3 separate regions of the Homo sapiens genome follow, and all the other regions are linked to region 1. Evidence: chromatin contacts called from ENCODE Hi-C or POLR2A ChIA-PET data. All regions are on one chromosome and are shown on one strand. Each heading gives the region's core, a stretch centred on a gene start or an enhancer-like site at or near the end of the contact. The rest is flanking DNA. Distances are from core to core; before and after follow the strand shown.

Region 1 (3,997 bases), core at 642-3,141:
ATATGTGCTCACAAAGAGATGGTTTGAAATTGGAACTTATGTTTAAAGGGGAAGCAGAGTGCAACAAAAGTTTAGGGAGTTTGCAGCCTGACCATGTGGTAGAAAAGAAAAACCCATTTTCTGGGGAGAAATTCAAGCTGGCTGGAGAAATTTGCATAAGTAACGAGGAGCTGAATGTGAGTTGCCAAGACAATGGGGTAAATGTCTCCAGGGCGTTTCAGAAAATCTTCAGGGCAGACCCTCACAACACAAGCCTGGAGGCCTAGAAGGGAAAAATGGTGTGAGCCAGGCCCAGGCCCAGGCCCCAGCTGTTCTGTGCAGCCTTGGGACATGGCACCCTGTGTTCCAGCCACTCCAGCTCCAGCTGTGGTTAAAAGGAGCCAAGGTACAGCTGGACCATTGCTTCAGAGGGTACAAATCCCAAGCATTAGCAGCTTCCATGTGGTGTTGGGTCTTTGGGTGCACAGAAGACAAAAGTTGAGCTTTGGAAGCCGCTGCCTAGATTTCAGAGGATGTATGGAAACACCTCGATGTCCAGGCAGAAGTCTGCTGCAGGGGCAGAGCCTTATGGAGAACCTCTGCTAGGGCAATGCAGGGGGGAAATGTGGGGTTGGAGCTCCCACACAGAGTCCCCACTGGGGCACTGCCTCATGGAGCTGTGAGAAAAGGACCACCATCCTCCAGACTCCAGAATGGTAGATCCACCAACAGATTGCACTCTGCGCTTAGAAAAGCTGCAGGCACTCAATGCCAGCCTGTGAAAGCAGCTGCAGGGGCTGTACCCTGCAGAGCCACAGAGGTGGAGCTGTCCAAGGCCATGGGAGCCCACCCCTTGCATTAGCATGGAGACAGGGGATCAAAGGAGATTTTGGAGATCTAAGATTTAATGAATGCCCTGTCGAGTTTCAGACTTGAATGGGGCCTGTGACCCCTTTGTTTTGGCCAATTTCTCCTATTTGGAATGGGAACATATACCCAATGCCTGTACCCCCATTGTATCTTGGAAGTAACTAACTTGCTTTTGATTTTACAGACTCAGGCAGAAGGGACTTGCCTTGTCTCAGATGAGACTTTGGACTTGAACTTTTGAGTTAATGTTGGAACGAATTAAGACATTGGGGTTCTGTTGGGAAGGCGTATTTGGTTTTGAAATGTGAGAAGGACATGAGATTTTGGAGGGGCCAGGGGTAGAATGATATGGTTTGACTCTGTGTCTCCACCCAAATCTCATCTCCAATTGTAATCCCCATGTGTCAAGGGAGGGACCTGATGGGAGGTGACTGAATCATAGGGGCAGTTTCCCCCATGCTGTTTGCATGATAGTGAGGGAGTTCTCATGAGATCTGGTTTTTTGGTAAGTGTCTGGGCTTCCCCCTTTTCCCTCTCTCTCCTACTGCCTTGTGAAGAAGGTACTTGCTTCTCCTTTGCCTTCTGCCATGATTGTAAGTTTCCTGAGGTCTCCCCAGCCATTCAGAACTGTGAGTCAATTAAACCTCTTCCTGCCTATTCTCAGGCAGTTCTTTATAGCAGTATGAAAATGGACTACTACAGAAAGTGTGTAACTTTAAACTCAGTAGTATCCAAAGAAGTAATGAAAATGGAGAAACGAACAACAAAATCATAGTACAATATGGTGTATGTACTAGGACAGGAAGAGCCCTTTTAAGAAGAGATCTATGTATTTCCATTTGTTTATCTCTGAAAGAAAGCAACTTTGCCTTGTATTCTGAAAAAGAAAGGAATATTTTATTTTACTTGTAAAAATCTTACAAGGATGCTAGTCTAAATATAGTTTTCCTAATTTGCCAGAGAATCCATGAAGATCGAGTTGATAACAAGATCAGTGAAGTAAAGGTCAGTGAGTTAATCTCACAGCAGCTGCAGGCTAATTCCATTTCCAGTGAAAAACGTCTTGATTGCTCACCACATATCTTTTCACCACAAACAGTTTCAGTCTTAAGATCACATGTTGCAATCCATGAGAAGTAACTATTAAGCCTTCAACTATGACTGGAGGGCTCCTCGCCCTTTCTGATAAATTGACTGGACAAAAACTCAATTTTAAAATGACAAGAAATAGAAGATGTATAAATGTACTTTAAATGTGACCAAAATGGGTTGTGAAAACACAAGACACAATATCCAAAAATGCTGGCAACACAGTACACTGTAGAGTATTGGTTGTTTATTTACCCTTGCTATTGTGTGGCTGAGCTTACTGCCACTGCCCAGCATTGCAAGGGCATCAAACTGCCTATCACTAGCCTAGGAAAAGATCAAAATTCAAAATTCTAAGTACAGTTTCTACTGAATGCTTATCACTTTTGCACCATTTTAAAGTAAAAAAATCAGTAAGTTGAACCATCATATATCCAAGATTGTCTGTATATAAATATTATACATCTTTCTCTCACTTTTAAAACAAAATAATACTAGCCAATACTACCATTCTCAAAAGCACTTGTGTCAACAGCCTTTACCCCTTAAAGATTTTCCTCACAATTTTAAAATTGTTACTTACTATTTTCTTTGAAATGTTGACCAAACCTGGATTAAAAGATTTGGGGGTTTTAGTGACTGTATTTCACAAACTCTCTTATTGATTCTGCAGCCTCACTTCTGCCTCCTAAAAAGCCCTCACCAAGGTCACGGGGGATGGCTCTTTTCAGCCTCTTCCTGGCATTTGGTCCAGTGGCATTTGGCATTCTAGGACTTCCCTCTTTGTCTTTGATAACTCCCTCTCTTCCTGTGTTCCTCCTTGCTGTGTTCACTTGCTTCGCTTTCTTCTTTCTGAAGCATGTTTACACAGTGTTTTCTCTGATTGGGCCTGTGACGTTCTTTAGGTCATCTTTTCCACAAATAATGCTTCAACTAGTACTTGCGTGCCAGTGACTCCACGTCCCACTCATGAGCTCTGAACCTAGTACCAGCTTCTGCTGGACATCTACAATGGGATCTCTCACAGGCCTCTCTCATTGGTAACATGCCCCAGCCTGAACTCATCTCCCACCCATCTATCCAGCCATGCTCTCTAGTTCACCTGAACACTTGGGTGTCATCCTAGATGCTTTCCCTTCCCAGTCTTCTGTGATCATTCTGCCTCATCAGAGGCTCTCTAATCTGTCTTCTTTCCTATATCGCTCTTGTCCCTATTTTAATCCTAATCATCTATTTCCTGACTTATTCATTCCTTAAGTTGGTCAGTAATTTAATTAAAAACAGATTTAGGCCCTGACCTTAAATGTGATAAGTGATATGAAAGGAGATGACTGGGGAAAAGGATTTCCCTCAAGGAAGGCCTCTGTGAAGCCTGAAGCAAGAATGAAAACGAGTCAGACGAAGAGAGAATTGTATGAATGAAGGCTCTGAGGCAGGAAAACACTCAGATCATTCCAGAATCACTTAGAAGCCAAGTGAAGCCAGTTCCTGGAGAGCAGATCATCAAATGAAGATGGAAAGGTGACCAGGGGCCAGACCTGTAGTTTTGGTGGGCCTTGGTGAGGGATTTACAGTAGGACACCCCATGGTTTAAGTATGAAAGTGACAAGATTCCTTTAAGTTTTAAGAGGCCTCGAAATATGAACCACAGATTAGATGGAAGCTACTCTCCCTGTGTCTGGACTTTTTAGAATTTCCAAGAGCTGCTGTTTCTGGAACCAGATTAATACAAGTCAGTCTTCCATTTATTTATTTATGTATTTATTTGAGACAGGGTCTCACTCTGTCACCCAGGCTGGGGTGCAGTGGCATGAACACAGCTCACTGCAGCTTGGGGGCTCAAGAGATCCTCCTGCCTCAGCCTCCCATGTAGTTGGGACCACAGGCACCTACCACCCAGCTAATTTTATTTGTTGTAGAAATGAGGTCTCATTTTGCTGCCCAGGCTGTTCTTGAACTCTTGGGCTCAAGCGATCCTCCTGCAACATCTTCCCAAAGTGCTGGGATCACTCTTCCATTTAACATGCTATCTCAACGTCAAGATAAACTTTAAAATCTT
Region 2 (3,997 bases), core at 388-2,887, 180 kb before region 1:
TGCTCTTTTTAAGCGACTATTTGGAATTTTTGTTGCTGCTGTTATTGGTAGGTGAATTGAATTTGTAATTGATATACCTCTCCATTCTTGACATTCCTCCAAATGAGGAAGGTCAAGAGAAGAAAAGAAAGAGGTAGAGAATAGAGAAAGAAAAGTGCACACATTTTCTCTTTAACACGTAAGTTCCCAAACAACAGAAATCATGACTGAGACATTCCGGACAGCACCTAGATTATTAAGTTGAATAATGTATGTAGCAAAGTCAAGTCAATGTCAATATGTTATGGCACCTTCAAAAAATCTAAACTCCCACATTGGGTAGATAGAGGGTGCTTCATTTACTAAATGAAAGTGGCAATATAAGCTATTGAATAAATCAGACTCTCAACATACACAAATAGTAATGGCTAACATGATTTGCTTAGTTACCATGAGCCATGCTCTGTGAAGTCCTTTTATCTATACAGCTACTCTATAATACGGGTACCATTATTACCCCCATTTTACAGATGAAGAAACAGACACAGATCTGTAAGTATTTGCTAGTTAGCTAGGATTTATACCCAAGGAGTCTGGTTCCAGAGTCTTTACTCTTAAACAATCACTAAACTGCCATATATTGCAAAGATAAATGTACATAATATACACATACATATATGACTGTGTGTATATATAGACATATATGTATACACACGTGTACATAGATCGTGTGTATATTCATCCACATAATATGAATATGTGTGAGTATATGTGTGTTCATGAGTGCACACACACAGAGAGAGAGAGAGAAACTTGAAAGAATACAAAGTAGAATCTAAAAACAAGGAATCTTTTTTTCCCTCATTTGTTCCCTATCTTCTGGAAATAACAGGTCAGAATCAAGGGAAAGACTGAACATATCACCCAATGTTACCATCAGAATTCCAGAATAAACTATTCCTAGTAATTTGCTTTTTAAAAAATAAAAGACAATTTGGGGGAAAAAAAACTGGAGGCAATTAATGAAGTAAAAAAAAAACTCTATCAGAATTTAAATTGCAGATTAATAAATTGAAATCAAACTGCTACTTATATTTCAGGTTTATATCAGAGCTTTACATGCGAATGGTCTGATCACATAAAAACACTTGTCGTGGTAAAAGAAAAATATGAACTGATGGAGAAAAACGGATGCTTTCTTTGGGTAAATACAGATGGACCCTTCCAAAAGTCACCTGTCGTAGTCTGCTATCTAGTGGAGAAACTGCGTATTTCAATTCTCTGGTCCGATTTTGTTTCCTCTCTCTAAGCTTCAGTGTTCATGGATATTTCTTCAAAACACTGACAATGTTCATATTTTTTTCATCCAGTTAACAGAAACTAGAAGTGTGTTGGCATCCACAATGCATTGCTATTTGATGCAGACGTGGAGGAATTAGTCCAAACACAAAGGACCAGAGATCCACAAGGACAGTCAGTAGTCAAGAGTGAGGCCCATGCCTTATCCAAAACCATGTTTTAGCCATCAGGCTGCGCTAATCTCAGTTAAAAAAAAAATAGATATCTGTTTCTGAAATTGGGCAAAAAACTTCAGCCTCACGTAGCTGCCTTATAAGAGACGATGGAAATTGACCTAGCCTGCCACCTTGTGCTCAAAAAGAAAAGGTCACTGTACCAGTCTGCGAGCAGGCTCCGGTTCTGTTATTTACGTGCAGCCCTGGTACTCCCTCAAACCTCACCTTCCTGGACTTCTCTGCTTGTAAATATTTACCTTGATTTTACAATACTAATTAATCTGTTCTTGGCGCGTCTACCAGTCAGGGTAACATATCTGACCTTGTCTGAAATAACATTTAGCTCAGTTGAAAAGTATTTATTGAACGACCATCTTTTACAAAATTCTTTGGAGATCAAAAGAAGAGATGCTCTTGGTCTTTATCAAAACTATAAGTAAGTAGGGAGAAAGTCATACGAAAGATACAAGGCAGAATGTGTTAAATAATAGAAATATAAGTAAAGTGAGACAGGAGTTCTGAGAAGATGAACTCTAGCTGAAGGGAAGAGCCAGGAGATAGTAAAATCTATTTTACCCAACGTATTACACATGTAGAGAGGCTGCAGACAATAAGCCTCACTAGTACATAAGAGCTTCACAGTGGCGACCTTAAGTGATCCCATGTGTAGTTTAGAGCTTAAGATAGCTCTCCCCAACCAGTGGATGGGGAAGGAGTGGTAAGCAAGGTAGGGTTCAGGGGAGTTGGAAGGAAGAAGACCAGCCAGGAGGAAGTTGCTCAACAGACTTTCTCTGCGGTCTAGAATAAACATTGTGTTATCTCCTCACTCTGTCTTTAGGGCCTGCCTTTAACTAAGCAGGAGCTCAAGACAGCGTAAGTTTCAAAGACATTATGATGCTTTTACAGAAGTCCCTTTCAAAAACAACTTCTGTATGAGAAGGTAAACTCTGCTATTCAAGAGAATGATACTTACAGTCACAGGCATTAAAATATGGTATTAGACGGCCCAAAGGAAAAGGAGAAGAAATAGATGAGTCTGAATGCATGTCAGGAAGATAGGAATTGGGGGCTGAAAGAGAAAGGGGCAGATAAATGGTTAGAAAAAATTTAATGAGGAAGTCTGGAAAGAAAAGAGAACAAAACACCGATACAATCCAAATCCAGAAATCCAAATGAGAATAATGTCAAAAACAATGAGTGGACTCACGCAAAAGCTGCAAGAAAATCTACCTGAAGCTATGGTTTAGACTTTCGAGAATAAGAACAAGAGGATCTGTTTCATTAAACGAATAATACTTTATCAATTTGTAGGCATATGGTTTAGTGTAACACAGACACTCCCTGTTTAGAAGTGACTCTTGCTAGATTTGAATTTTAAGTAGATTTTTATAATTGTTAGGTTAACAGATTAATAATAGAAGTCAAACAATCTTAAATAATTTTTACTTAAAACAGCATCAGGAAGATAGAAGTATTAGGTTGGCTCAAAAGTAATTGCCATTACTTTTAATGGCAAAAACAGTCATCACTTTTGCACCAACATAATACTATGTGAAGAAAGAAAGTTGTCTATTTAGCAAAGAGGTAATTCTGAGCAGGCCAGCTGGGGCAGATCTTAGACACATTGCATTAATAAGTGAATGGAGTAATATTTGTGATATAAGGCCATGAACGGGGTCCAGGGATTTCCTTTTTTAACAGGTCCCTCAAATGATTTTAATGCAAGTCAAAGTTTGAAATCACTAATATGGATGTCTTTCCCAGTGACCTTCAAATCAGTCACCTGGGTCTCCCACAAATCTATAGCTAGTCCAGAACTTCCCCTGTATTAACCTACCATTGCAGGAATGTTTCAGTTTATGATGAAAAATAGCTTGTCTTTGTGGATTATCTTATATCAACAAATAATAAAAATATCATTTAAAGTGAACGTACAAGGCTGGGACTGGTGGCACAAGCCTGTAATCCCAGCACTTTAGGAGGCCAAGGTGGGGCAGATCACCTGAGGTCAGAAGTTCGAGACAAGCCTAGGCAACACAGTGAAACCCCATCCCTATGAAAAATACAAAAATTAGTCAGGCCTAGTGGCACAGGCCTATAATGCCAGCTACTTAGGAGGCTGAGGCACAAGAATTGCTTGAACCTGGGAGGTGGAGGCTGCAGTGAGCCAAGATCGTGCCACTGCACTCCAGCCTGGGTGACAGAGTGAGACTTTGTCTCAAATAAATAAATAAATATTAATTAATTAATCAAGTGAATGTACAGGACAGCATTTAAAAATGGACCTTTACACAGGCTCTTGCAAAACAGAAACTATTCACAGTGCATATACGTGACTTCCCCAACTCACTACTCTGTGGAAAATAATCTGGTGATTGTAGAGCCGTAGTGTGCCATCGGTCACGTACAAACCGGTCATCCTAACAGGATATGATCACAACCATTCAAAGTTTATGTGTCTCTGTAAAAGACAGAACAGAAAGTGTGACAAGGAAACAAAGTAG
Region 3 (3,997 bases), core at 944-3,443, 130 kb after region 1:
AAAAGGTCCCAGTGGTGAAAGCCAGAACAATTTGAGCAGCAAATTAAATACTGATAATATTGGATTATAACCCATATAACAAAACAAATATCCATGAGCCCATACTGATACAAATAACTGAATCAATGAACAGGAGAGAAGGGTCAACTCTTCCCTACAGAAGGGAATTTTAATTAAAAAATGTAGAAGGAAGAAAATAGGGGTTTTGTTTAACCATTAGGAAAAAAAACCCGCTAAACAACATGTTCCACAAATGGATGCTTAAATTAATGAATAAAAGTTTAAGGAAAAATGGCAGTGCAGGTTTCTCTCCCAAGATCTCAAATACAAAGGGAATCTGGCAAACAGATTAACATCATAGGTAATAAGAAGTATCGGCTAGGGCACAGTGGCTCACGCCTGTAATCCCAGCACTTTGGGAGGCCAAGGCAGGAGGATCACTAGAGGTCAGGAGTTCGAGACCAGCCTGGCCAACATGAAACCTGTCTCTACTAAAAATACAAAAAATTATCTGGGCATGGTGGCAGGCGCCTATAATCCCAGCTACTCAGGAGGCTGAGGCAGGAGAATCGCTAGAACCTGGGAGGCAAAGGTTGCAATGAGCTGAGATCGTGCCACTGCACTCCAGTCTGGGCAATAAAGCAAGACTCAGTCTCAAAAAAAAGTATTGACATCATGTACCCAATATGACATACTGAGATGGAAACTTTACTTCTGTGACATTTTTCCCCAAAATGCAGAACATTCATCTAATCATGACACTAAACATCAAGCAAACACAAATTGAGGGGCATTCTACAAATTAACTGACCGGGTCTTCTTCACTAGTGTCAAGGTCCATGAAAAAACAATGAAAGGCTGAGGAACTGTCACAGATCAGAGAAAATTAAGGATATTTAGCAGTTAAATGCAAAGTGAGATCATCGATTGGATCCTGGGCAGAAAAAGGACAGTGGAAAGACAAGTGAAATCCAAATAAAGTCTGTAGTTTAGTTCATTGTATTATAGTAGCATGCCCATGTTATTAGTTTTGGCCCTTGTTATGCATGATATTATGGGAACTCTCTGTACTATTTTTTGCAAATTTTCAGTAACTCTCAAATTATTTCACAATTAAAAGTTATTATAAAATAAATAATAAAATAACCAACATCTTTCAATGTTTATAATGGAAGGGTAATGTTAGACTTAACATGCCATCTTTGTCGTTGAAACCTTTCTCATCAAGATCTCATCAAGATCTATACAATCCAGTCAAAGCTGTACTCTGAAAGCACTGTTTTGTAAAGAATATCAATAAAAAACATCTCTTCCTTACTACTCTGGTGTATTTATTTATGACTAGCTGACATTCAAATGATAAGAGAGCTGTAAGATCCTCCTAAAAACCAAGCTTTAGGGGATATCTCTAGGACTGAGAAGGGAGTAAGAGCACTCAACTATCCACAGAAAATTACAAAAGGGAGTTCAATAATTCTTTAGCAAACCATCCAAAGCTTTAAAGGGATTGACCAATAATTTGTCATTTACCTATTCCCAATTGTCATTGACCAATTCCTATATTGGTCAACCCCTTTAAAATATTAACATCAACAAATGTTTCCTCCACCTATAGTAACTTCTGTGCTCAGTGGGTTTTTATCCTTCCAATATCAACTTTAATTTCATACATTTGGAGAAAGGCCAAGAGTTTTTACCAACCCACACTTAACACACTATGGGACCCAGAATCAGTTTGCACCAGGGCATCATTTTCTGAAAAACCACTTTGAACTGTCAGTTTTAAACTGCATACCCACTTTCAAATGAAACTGCGAAAGGCTAAAAAACTCAGTCGTCTCGTTTGAACGGTTACCGATTTTCTAACAAATATATACACAACGCCCACCAACCTTTCCAGACACACACTCTCAGCGAAACTGGTTTTACAATTTACTCACTCAGCTTAATAGAGCTCGGTCTTAACCAAAGGCTCAGGATCTCAGGATGCGTGCGCTCGGAGGCAGCGCTTTAACAATTAAGGATGTAAATGTTGGGATGAGTCACCCGGACCTTCCAAACAAACTCTAAAGCAGCAGTTTCCACTTAACAAGACCACCAAGCATGTGCACGGTGCGTTCCTAAATCCTACCCAGTTCCTCCACAGGCTGCCTCCTTGCCGCGTCTCTCAATCTCAGTGGGAGTGGCGGGCACTGCCTCTTCCCTCCTGCGCGCCCGGAACCTTTTGAGTGGGCACAGCACGCAGCCCGCGCGCGGCACAACCCCTTCCCCCAACCACACCCGGCGCGCCCGAGCGCTCCCCTCGCGCGGCGGCCGGCGTGGGAGGCGCTGCGGCTGGAGGTCACGATGGGAGCCGGCGGGTGGCCGCCTGGGGAGACCCGGACATCCAGGGGACGAGCTCAGGCAGCGCTGACACGAACTTCCTAAGCCGCGCTTCGGGCTGTGGACCGCCAGAGCTGAACGCAGTGGCCCCTCCCCAGCGCCCCGGGTTTCCCCAGGTCGGGGTTCGCGGGCGGGGGTGAGGCGTGGCCCCGACTGCCGGGCCGCGATAAGCGCCCTGCGACCCGGCTGAAAGCGCACACGTGTCCTGCCGCGCTGAGCCGCCAGCAGGACTGGTACCACCGCCCTCCCTCGGGGCTAGGGTCACCCTGCCGTGACACGCAGGGACAAGCCAAACACTCCCGCCTCCGGGATCGAACGGAATGAACCAGAGTGATTAACTACGAGAATCACCAGGCGCTCATTGGGCTGATCAGTACCTCGTCTGACCTAGCTGGGTTTGGTCGCCGTCACTGGCCGGAGCGCCGAAGCACCGGGGACGCTGACGCACAGGTTGCCCAGTCACAAGCGCTGCTCGCACCCAGAGCAAGTTAAATGGGTGGTTTCTGGTGAATGGGATTCTGAGAAAGTGGATGCTTGCGCCCCAGGGCCTAAAAAAATCAGGCACTGAATCTAACCCAAGGAAGGAAAGGGGAGAAACTTACTGAATGAAAATATTACCATAGTTTAAATGTTATTCTTTACACTCCTGTGACTGACATACTTCTGTGCAATATTCCGATGGTGTGGAAAGGCTAGAAAGTGATTGCGCATGTTCAGGAAACGGGCCATCAGGCTTTGTGAGTGTAGCCATCCCAACATCTACCTGCTGCATCTACCCTAGGAAATTAGTACCTGCATGCAGATATTTTCTGGTTTGCATTTACAAACAAAAATCATAGTATCATTTAAGTTGTTTAAATCAACACTAGGAATAACTATTAATGGTTCACCCAATGCAGGAAAGTTTTAGCTAGGAAGCCTAGATAAGAAAATTGACTATACATAATTTTTTAAAAAGAATTTTAAATATACCATACCGCATGCTTTTTAAAAGAATTTTAAGGTATATATTCATGATGCGCCCAAACATTTGGGTAAAATTATTCTTTTGAATTAATTTCTGTCAGTTTCAAGACCCTTAAAGGCCCATATAGAAATACATGTTAGTCATACTTCATTTTAAGACAAAATTAAGGCCAGCACGGTGGCTCATGCCTGTAATCCCAGCACTTTGGGAGGCTGACGCAGGCAGATCACTTGAGGCCAGGAGTTCGAGACCAGCCTGGCCAACATGGTGAAACCCTGCCTCTACTAAAAATACAAAAGTTAGCTGGGTGTGGTGGCGAGGCTGTAATCCCAGCTACTCGCGAGGCTAAGGAACAAGAAGCGCTTGAACACAGGAGGCAGAGGTTGCAAATGACCCGAGATCCCACCACTGCACTCCAGCCTGGGCCACAGAGTGAGACTCTGTCTCAAGAAAAAAAAAAAAATTAAGATAAAGTTTTCAGACCTGGCCGTTAACGACTGTTTGCAAAAACTGAAAAATCTCCGAAAAATAAATTTTATTTTAATTTTCTTTTTAGCTCACCCAGATAAGTGAAAAGAATAAAATTTTATGATACCAGAAAAAATGAAAACATTTCCAGCAAGATCTGAAGGCACTACAGGAGGAGAC

What was found. Hi-C counts contacts between places; a loop is a spot of excess contacts on that map. ChIA-PET counts read pairs that join two places held with the same protein, here RNA polymerase II (POLR2A). Pooled maps may share reads with other maps.
Region 2: a map of IMR-90 shows a loop between it and region 1 (4-fold over the local background). The contact joins two enhancer-like sites. A Hi-C loop is called at or near these places in 5 of 168 maps with a recorded cell type or tissue (Caco-2, HepG2, IMR-90 and 2 more), 4 of 37 single-sample maps with no recorded cell type and 12 of 50 pooled maps. POLR2A ChIA-PET finds 5 or more read pairs at or near these places in 1 of 52 experiments (AG04449).
Region 3: a loop to region 1 is called in a pooled map, with 5 times the contacts of the local background. The contact joins the promoter of ABCG2 here to the enhancer-like site in region 1. A Hi-C loop is called at or near these places in 8 of 50 pooled maps. POLR2A ChIA-PET finds 5 or more read pairs at or near these places in 2 of 52 experiments (Panc1 and WTC11).

Annotation. Positions count from the first base shown.
Region 1 is chr4:88,026,465-88,030,461 of GRCh38, forward strand. The region is part of intron 2 of PKD2 (polycystin 2, transient receptor potential cation channel); the gene reads left to right. Among named protein-coding and RNA genes, the nearest start is that of PKD2, 21 kb to the left of the region's middle. Within about 2 kb of position 1,892, at least 3 of the 41 ENCODE cell types and tissues checked have a DNase peak (open chromatin) inside an H3K27ac peak, as active enhancers do.
Region 2 is chr4:87,847,559-87,851,555 of GRCh38, forward strand. No RefSeq gene overlaps it. Among named protein-coding and RNA genes, the nearest start is that of MEPE, 17 kb to the left of the region's middle. Within about 2 kb of position 1,638, at least 4 of the 41 ENCODE cell types and tissues checked have a DNase peak (open chromatin) inside an H3K27ac peak, as active enhancers do.
Region 3 is chr4:88,156,446-88,160,442 of GRCh38, forward strand. ABCG2 (ATP binding cassette subfamily G member 2 (JR blood group)) reads right to left here and starts at 2,194. Exons shown (of 16, transcript NM_004827.3): 1 at 1,941-2,194. LOC124900867 reads right to left here and starts at 3,111. Exons shown (of 2, transcript XM_047416558.1): 1 at 3,025-3,111; 2 at 1,941-2,637. The coding sequence starts at 3,111. The coding sequence ends at 2,128. RefSeq lists a silencer at 2,261-2,480.